2 separate regions of the Homo sapiens genome follow, and region 2 is linked to region 1. Evidence: read pairs that join two places in POLR2A ChIA-PET (ENCODE). Cell type or tissue: GM12878. All regions are shown on one strand.

Evidence for each region. Peaks named below come from ENCODE experiments on the same cell type or tissue, not always from the same donor. Only the 100,000 strongest peaks of a DNase experiment are listed, where the experiment ranks them.
Region 2: POLR2A ChIA-PET joins it to region 1 with 7 read pairs; 1 of 35 experiments calls an interaction of 5 or more read pairs at or near these places.

Annotation. Positions count from the first base shown.
Region 1 is chr12:89,820,032-89,825,031 of GRCh38, forward strand. No RefSeq gene overlaps it. Among named protein-coding and RNA genes, the nearest start is that of ATP2B1-AS1, 110 kb to the left of the region's middle. In GM12878, no CTCF peak of the experiment used is centred here; a DNase peak (open chromatin) is centred at 2,149.
Region 2 is chr12:91,436,450-91,441,449 of GRCh38, forward strand. The region is part of intron 2 of LOC105369896 (a long non-coding RNA gene); the gene reads right to left. Among named protein-coding and RNA genes, the nearest start is that of LINC02823, 110 kb to the left of the region's middle. In GM12878, no CTCF peak of the experiment used is centred here; a DNase peak (open chromatin) is centred at 1,982.

The sequences.
Region 1 (5,000 bases):
AGCGAGACTCCGTCACAAAAAAAAAAAAAAAAAATTTTATTATAGAAAACCTCAAATGTGCATAAAAGTAGATAGGAGAGTATAATGATCTCTATGTACTTGTTGTCTATCTCCCACAGTTAGCATTTTGCCAATCATGCTTCATTTATTTCTCACTTTATTATCTACTCACCGCTCACCTCCACTTTTTTGGCTATAGTATTTTAAAACAAATCCCACAAGTCGTTTAATTTCACTCATAAATACTTCAGTATATATCTTATCAGATAAAGTTTTTCTTTTGGTTTTAACATCAGTGCATGCTATTATCAGTCTCATAATAATTAAAATAGCAATTCTTGGCTGGGTGTGGTGACTCACTCCTGTAATCCCAGCACTTTGGGAGGCCGAGGTTGGGGTGGATCACCTGAAGTAAGGAGTTCGAGACCAGCCTGTCCAACATGGTGAAACCTGTCTGTACTAAAAATACAAAAATTAGCCGTAATCCCAGCTACTTGGGAGGCTGAGTCAGGAGAATTGCTTGAACCCGGGAGGCAGAGGTTACAGTGAGCCGATGGAGTCATTGCATGCCATCCTGGGTGACAAAAGTGAGACTCTGTCTCAAAAAAAAAAAAAAGCAATTCTTTAATATCATCTAGTATCAATGCATATTTAAATTTTTCTAATTATCTCAAAGATTACTTTTTTAAAAAAAGTGAAGTCTGTTAATAAGGATCCAAATAAAGTTCACATATTAAAATACATTGAATTGATATATTTTTTAAGTTTCTTTTAGTCCAGTTTCTTCTCCTTTTTAAAAATGCCATTCCTTTGTGAAATAACCCAGTTGTTTTATAGATATTTTATATCTGCATTTGACTAATTGCTTCCTCATGGTGTCATTTAACCTGTTTCCTGATTTCCAATATTTTCTGAGAGATTGGTAGTTGAATTTAGAAACTTGATATAATTCTGGTTCACTTTTATGTGTTATTTATTTTTTGACAGCCATATTTCATAGGCGATACTGTGCATTCTATTGTGTCACATCAAGAAGCACATGCCTGATTGTCCCACCTTTCATGATGCTGAGCTTGATCAATTGGTTTTCATAGTATCAGACTGATCCACCTATTGTAAAATTCCCTTAATGGTTTCATCATCCATTATAAACTTTTTTTGTACTTGCAAAATAGTGAACCTCTGATTCTATTATTCTTTTTGCACTTGTTAGCAAGAATTCTTCTATGAAGCAATAACTTCCCAGGCTGGGCACAGTGGCTCACGCCTGTAATCCCAGCACTTTGAGAGGCTGAGGTGGGAAGATTGTTTGAGGCCACAAGTTTGAGACCAGTGTGGGCAACATAGTAAGACCTCATCTGTAAAAAAAATTAAAAAATTAGCCAGGCATGGTGGTGCATGCCTGTAGTTCCAGCTACTCGGGAGGGTGAGATGGAGGATTGTTTGAACTTGGGAGGTGGAAGCTGCATTGAGCCGTAATGGCACCACTATACTGTAGACTGGGTGATGGAGAAAGAAACTGTCTCAAGAAAAAAAATTTTAAAACCCTAAAGCAATCATTAAATTTAATGTCTATATTATATTTAATAGTAGGAATATATAATAATTTATGTAATCATTATTTTCTTTCAGTTGCTGATAGTCTTTGTTCTTTTGTTATTAATATATATATAAAGCCAACATAGACAACTTCGTACAAATTCATCCGACCAAATGTCTGATAAATTCTGAAAAGCAGAATTATAAAGTCAAAGAATGTGAAGGTTCTTACTATATCTTGTCTGGGTCAATATTATTATTTAATATATAGCCGTTCTTTAATTGTCTTCATTCTTGAGATAGAAAACTTATCTGAAGTTGATGGCCATTTAACTGTTCTTTCTTTAGAATAACTTTTATTGAGTACAACTCTACCCATAATTAGCATGATAATACCTGAGGGATTGAGAAAGCTCAGCTGGCAGGAGAGATTCTTGATGAGTAACTTTCCATAAAAAGAAGTAATATGCTTCTCATAGTGACTTTTGAGTAGAGTATTGTCTGCTAAGTAGGTGCTGTGAAATCATAGCCAGGAGTCCTATCAGCCTCCTGGTTTACTGGGACTGCTCATCATATCTTAGTTTGGTGGAGACTACTGGAAAGACAGAAAAGGCTGCTATGCAAAACAGTACTTGAAGTGAAACTCAGAGGAAGTTACATAGACACTTGAAAACTTTTGCTCAAAAAGAAGCAGTTTGTTTTTTGCTTGATTCTCTTAGAAAGACTATATATTGAGATACAATTTGTATACCACAAAACTCATCCATTTTCATTGTAGCATTCAATGAGTTTCAGTGACTTTATATAGCTGTGAAATCATCACCAAAATCATGTTTTTGGAACACTTCCATTATTTATGTAGTTTAAAAAATAAGATTATCATAAATCTCAATGAATTCCTTGCTTTTGATATAGTTATTTTATGTTCACAATGTTATACAATCATCATTTGTTATTTAATTCCAGAATATTTTAATCACTCCCCCAGAAACCCCCATATTCATTAAGGAGTGACTCATTGATGGACTATTTAAAGAAAATGTGGTACATATACACCATGGAATACTATGCAGCTATAAAAAGGAATGAAGTCATGTCCTTTGCAGCAACATGGATGCACTGGGAGACCATTATCCTAAGCAAATTAACACAAGGACAGAAAACCAAATACTGCGTGTTCTCACTTATAAGTGGGAGCTAAACATTGAGTACACATGGACATAAAGATGGGAACAACAGACACTGGGGCCTACTAGAAGGGGGAGGGACAGAGTGTGGAGTGGCCTAAAAATCTTTCTATCCTGTACTATGCTCACTATCTGGGTGATGGAATCATCCATACCTCAAACCTCAGCATCATGCAATATACCCATGTAACAAATCTGCACTTGTACTCCCTGAATCTAAAGCAATAGTTAAAATTAAAAAATGAAACTTAAAAATAAAGCAATGGAACAGCATCTGCAAAGTGACAATGAGGAAAAGAAAATGGACCCAAGAACATTTATACACAGTGAGGTTGTTATTTGTTGCCTTTTTAAGACAGTAGGCATACATGAAATAATCAACAGACACACAATCTGTTCTCTATATCATGCATATTCTTCATCTGCAGGTTCCAGAGATTAAATTTTATTTATTTATTTATTTATTTATTTATTTATTTATTTATTTATTTGAGACGGAGTCTCGCTCTGTCGCGAAGGCTGGAGTGCAGTGGCACGATCTCAGCTCACTGCAACCTGTGCCTCCTGGGTTCAAGCAATTCTCCTGCCTCAGCCTCCCGAGCAGCTGGGACTGCAGGAGCACACCTGGCTAATTTTTTGTATTTTAGTAGAGATGGGGTTTCACTGTGTTGCCCAGACTGGTCTCGAGCTCCTGAGCTGAGGCAATCTGCCCGCCTCGGCCTCCCAGAGTGCTAGGATTAAAGGCGTGAGCCACCATGCCCAGGCTAAATTTTTTAAAAAATAAACATAACACTACAATCATAAAAGTAATATAAAATAAAACAAATTAATGTAGTTATTAATGAAAGTCAATTTTGGATTATAAGAGACCAGATGTTCCAAATGTATATAAATATAACACAAAAATTTTGAAGGCACACATGTTTATTGATAACTCGCAATAAATGCTCACAAACTGACAGCTCTACTATGAAAGTTATCATAGCTTCATACGATGAAGTAGGTGCAGAAATTTCACCTACTGAAATTTCATCAAAGACATATGATGCTTTGAAGTTTCATATATACCATGGGGATAGCTTTTTCTTTTCCTTTTTTTTTTGGGGGGGGGGGCGGGCAGGGGTAGCTTTTTCTTAACAAAAATATCCTCCTTCCCCAGAAATGAAACTCATTGACAGTATCAACCGTTCCACAACAATTTTTTTCTTTTCAGCCTGAGATTTCCACATTAACTTGGATTGATCATGAAACTTCTATTTTTCTAGAAAATAATTTACTTTTTCAAGATTTTACAAGCAACTAGTAAAGAGTTTTGCATAGTATACTGCAGTTAAAAATATTCTCTGCAATTATATCTCCTTTGCATTACTTATTTTGTACACTTCTATACCTTTTATTATATCCATAAGAAATTAGTCTGTTACTATTTTTTGAATAATTTTGAATTGATTATTAATTTACTTTTTCTTATTTCTATGTTCTAACTTCTTTAATTTGGAGTTTAGTTTTCATTCTTTTATTAAATAAATTACAGTAATAAATTTACCTTGTGGTAATTTTGATATGATAGGTTCTCATTTTCATTATTTACAAAGTGTTTATTTTAAAAGTTTTGGGTTGCTAACCTTAATTTTTAAAAATAGAAGACATTTAAAACAATCTAAATGCTGATAGCTTGGAAAAAGTAGGTTTTTCCAACTTTATATAATGTGTTAAATAAAGTCTTGAAAAGATTCTATGAGAGTTTTCTGGATCCTCTTAAAAATTTTGTTTATGTAAATTTGTTGTGCATTATTAAACATTTTTGATAAGGTAGAAAATGACTAAGCAGAAGACAGAATATCTGTATTCTGCTAAAATACTGTTGACATTAACATGGAATGTTCTTTTAACATTCCAATGCATGGCTATATTATAATTTATTTAACTGTATCTTTATTGATAGATATTTAGGATGATTTGGGTATTTTAGTTTTATAAACAATAAAACTGTGAATATCTTTGGATGTATATTTGTGACTTGTCTAGTTTATTTTAAGGGTTAAAACATGAATTATTGGATGCCAGTAGAGTTGTTTTCTATTAATAATTAGTTCTGGTATTTGTTTTTACTTTTGTGCAATGATAATTATAGTAATTATTTAAATAATTTCATGTCTAACTGGATTTAATGCTCATTGTCAGCCCCACCTCTTTTTTTTTTTTTTTTAACAAGGCTTGTGGTTTCTATATTTTCTGATTTGCCTCTGTGTTGCCTCTGCATATGAATGAGCC
Region 2 (5,000 bases), 1.6 Mb after region 1:
CAGGAGAATTGCTTGTACCCTGGAGGCGGAGGTTGCAATGAGCCAAGATTGCACCACTGCACTCCAGCCTGGTTGACAAGAGTGAAAGACCATCTCAAAAAAAAAAAAAAAAAAAAAAAAAAATAGAGTTGTTGTATAATAAAGAATTTGTCTTTGTCCAGGATTCCTGGGAGATAACTTTTAAATCCCTGGAGTTTCCTGAATGATAGGAGTATTTTTATTATTCATTGTGGGCCCCTGAGACCACACTTGAGTTTATTGTAATTAGGTAACTCAAGGAAGGCCCCTAAATAGTTTCAACATGGAGGCTGGCCATGCCGGAAACACCAATGATTTGAGAGTTGGAACATTGAGCCACATGACATCAGTCTGACCTCTAACTTCTGGGGAGAGGCTGGAGGCTGGTGATTTGAGTTCAATCATGTGGTCAATGATTCAGTCAATCATGCTGATATAATGGAACCCCAATAGAAACTTTGGACACTGGGGCTCAAGTGAGCTACCATTTTTTGTAATAATGCACTGATGGGCCAGGAGAGTGATGCATCCTGAGGACACAGAAGCTTCATTTTTGGGACCCTCCCAGACCTCACCCCATGTGTCTGTCTGTCTTTGGTAGGTTCAGATTTGTATCTTTTACTATAATAAAAGTGTATTCATACATTCAGTGTTTTTCTGAATTTTGGGAGTCATTCCAGCAACTTATTGAATCTGATGGGATAGTGAGAACCCACAAACTGGCAGCAAGTCATCAAAATAGCAGGTGGCCTGGGCACCCTCAAACTTGTGGCTGGTGTCTGATGTAAGGGCAGTTTCATCAGAGACTGTGCCTCTAACCTGTGAAGTCTGTGTTAAATCTGGGCAGTTAGCCTCAGAATTTTATTACAGGGCTTATTGAATATTTTAGCAGATTTCAAAATTTAACTATTAAGACAAATTTAGTGGCACCTTTTTATACTTAAACTCTAGAACATTATGAACTTACATCTCATTACAACATCCATGAAAGAGTTAAATGTAGATACCACAGAAGCACTGAGTCCCTTTAAAGGAAAAAAATTAACATTATTTAGTTGCTGCAAGAAGAAAAGATAAAATTAAGAGACAGTGTTTTTTTGCGACTATCAAACTGGAAAAAAAGGCAGAAAAAACTTTATTTTAAAGAGGAGATCAAACTTCTTATAAGCTTTTATAAGAAGAATTTTAGAGATATATGGTAAAAAGGAAATAAATAAAAGAGTTGATACCAAGATTCTTTAAAATATTATATAAGTTAAAGTATGACAGAAGTTTATAATATGGCTTACTGGAAGAACATCAATTATATATTTTCAAAATCTCATAAATAGGTATGGTGAGGTCATGAGAAATTTCACTGACTTATAAATGCTTGCAGAATTTTTAAATTCATTATAGTGAGATGTAATTGTGACCCACCTGATAGATGTAATACCATTTTTCCTATTTTAGAGATTACACATTTCTAAAAAAAAATAATGCCAGGCCAAGTCAATTGCTTTTTCACACAGCTAATTTGTTCAGTAATGAAAGTAAATTGGTATGATGTATACTGATTTTTATGAGACAGTTTAAGTTTGACTTAAAATTTACTTAAATTATTATGTACTCTTTCAAATGTTAGTCTGTTTTTCTGGGTGACAATATTATGTTTTAGGGGGCAGGATTTAATTCAGATGAGAAGGCAATCCATTTGATATACAATCACACTCATTGAAAAATAGAAGAACATATAGAAAGATAAATCATTAGAAATACCATCAAATTCTGTTCAGGTTTTTTTTTTTTCCAGAGACTTGCTACACATGGCAAGGAAACATGTAGTTATTTTCATCAAAGCACTTAGTATTCAGGTGTCTGTTATCTGTGCTAGAGCACCTGTCAATTCCAGAAGTCTAGTGATCATCCTGGTGTGAGGCGGGAGTGTAGTTAAGTGATTTGACTAAAAGAGAACGTTCGCACGACTCAGATGATGACTGCTGCTGTCTGTAGAGCTACTACCTCTTCCTGGATGAGAGCCTGTGGGGTGTGAAACCAGAGAGCAGTACTTCCTTGGTTCATTACCCTTTCTGGCAAACTCTGATTCATCATCTAAGGCCCAGAAAACCACACTGGCAAAAAATCACTCCATTACCTAGGTTCCTACAGCTTTTTTTTTTTTTTTTTGAGACGGAGTCTCGCTCTGTCGCCCAGGCTGGAGTGCAGTGGTGCGATCTCGGCTCACTGCAATCTCAGCCTCCCGGGTTCACACCATTCTCCTGCCTCAGCCTCCAGAGTTCCTGGAGCTTTTTAAGAGATATTCTAATATAGACATGCATCTACTTACATAGTTTGCTCTTCCAAAATGTCTTGCCTAACAAAAATTTTGCACATTGATCATATGTGTGTATGTCTGTGTGATGGGTAATTTCATGTGTCAACCTTACTGGGCTAAGGGATGCACAGACAGCTAATAATACATCATTTCTGGGTGTGTCTGTGAAGGTGTTTGCAGAAGAGATTAGCATTTGGATTGTTTGACTGAGTGGGGAAGATGCCCTCATTAACGTGGATGGGAATCCTTTAGTCCACTGAGAGATAGAACAAAAAGGTGGAGGAAGGGCAAATTTGCTCTCTCTGCTTGCTAGGAAATTCATCTTCCCCTGCCCTTGGACATCAGTGCTTCTGATTTTTGAGCCTTTGGATTGGCTTCCCTGGTTCTCTAGCCTTCAGGTTTGGACTGGAACTTCGCCACTAGCTTTCCCAGGCCTGCAGCTTGCAGCTGGCAGATTGTAGGACTTCTCAATTTCCATAACTGTGAAAGGCAATCTCTTGTAATAAAATCTCTCTCTTCATATATATATACACACACACACACACACACACACATATACACACACACACACACACACACACACACACATATACACACACACACACAATTGGGTCGGTTTCTCTGGATAATCCTAACATAAAATATGTATAAATTATATATGTGCATAAAATTATACATATATTCTACAGCTGTTAGGATAAAGGCTAACTTTCTGTAACAAAGAGATCCCAAAACATCTCAAGGTGGATGGTTGATGCTGATGAGGCTCTTCTGTTTCAAAAAGTAATTCAGGCAATCTGTCACTGACAAAGTAATTCCATCTCCTTGTTTTTCTGTGTTCTAGAGAGTTACCATTCTTGCATTGTTGAAGCTGGGTCATCCCTGTCATTGTTCCAGCCGGAAATAGTAAAGAAAGTAGAGGCAGAAGAGAGCATGCTTTTTATTTTAATGCTAAAGCTTAGAAGTGCTATTCATCTCTTCACTTAGTTATTAAACATGATCATATGAGTACATCTACCTGTAAAGGAAGTTGATATATGTAGCCCCTAATGGCATGGCTATGTGCTCAGGTCAGCTTATATGGCTACAGAAAAAGGAGAGAATGGCTTTCAGGAGAAGTTTATCAACCTGCCACTTTTATTGCATATATAATGAAATATAAAAGTGGATACAGCAAAAATCCAAAGAATAGCAACAACAACAACCACAACAAACTTGGTTTCTCAATCAGGGCCATTTTGCCCAAGGAACATTTGCTAATGTCTGGATATACTTTGGGTTGGTTCTACTGGCTTCTAGTTGCATAGAGACCAAAGACACTGTTCATCATCCTACAATACACAGGAGGACAGCCACAAAAACTACCTGGCTCAAAATGGCAATAATGTCAAATTGAGAAAATCTACTTTATATTTTTCATATTTTCAAAATATTTCATGTCATTTGGAAAAAATGACATAAAAGTTGTGTGAGGAGAACATGTTAGAGTTATTTATATTGGCTCACCTGTGTCACCCCTGCTTGACTGTAAGCAACTTTATATTAGAAATCTTATTTTGTTCTTGTGTTTATTACAGGGCAATTATTTTATTTTATTTTGTTTCATTTTATTTTATTTTTTTTGACAGAGTTTTGCTCTGTTACCCAGGCTGGAGTGCAGTGTTGTGATCTCAGCTCACTGCAACCTCCGTCTCCTGGGTTCAAGTGATTCTCATTCCTCAGTCTCCCAAGTAATTGGGGTTACAATAGCTAGGATTACAGGCGCCTGCCACCACACCCAGCTAATTTTTGTATTTTTAGTAGAGACGAGGATTCACCATGTGGGCCAGACTGGTCTTGAACTCCTGACCTCAGCTGATCTGCCTGCCTCGGCCTCTCAAAGTGCTGGGATTACAGGTGTGAGCCACCACACATGGTCTATTTCATGTTTCTGAATAAGTAATAATGAGCATGGAATATCTTTTTGGTGCCTTTTTCTATACTAAACTTTGTGGAAATTGCTTCGAAACACATGAACCCTGTTCTCAACGTCCTTGTCATTGCTTTTATTATTTCTCCGTCCTTGTCCTCCCAGATATCAGTAATAGTGCTACTCATTTATCTCACATTTGCTGAGATATCTGTATTTGAATGTTACTTCCAACACCACAGCCACATCACTTCAAAAATCCAACATATAAAAAGGAACGAGATCATGTCCTTTGCAGCAACATGGATGGAGCTGAAGGCCATAGTTCTAAACAAACTAGCACAGGAAAAGAAAAACAAATACTGCCTGTTCTCACTTATAAGTGGGAGTTAAACCTTGAGTACACATGGATACAAAGAAGAGAACAACAGACACTAGGACTACTTGAGGGTGGAGGATGGGGGGAGTGAGGATCGAAAAACTACTGATGGGGTACTATGCTCATTACCTGGGTGAAAAAATAATCTGTACACCAAATCTCTGCGACATGCAATTTACTCATGTAACAAACATAAACATGTATCACTTGAATCTCAAATAAAATTTAGAAAGAATTAAAAAAAAAAAAGGGAAGTCCAACCTAGAGACACATAGCCTTGCCCGTCACATTAAGAAGTGCCTCCCTTCACTTACTTTTCCATGAAAGAGTAAGCAAGCCAAAGCAGGAAGCAGTTCTAAATCATTAACTTCTTAACAACT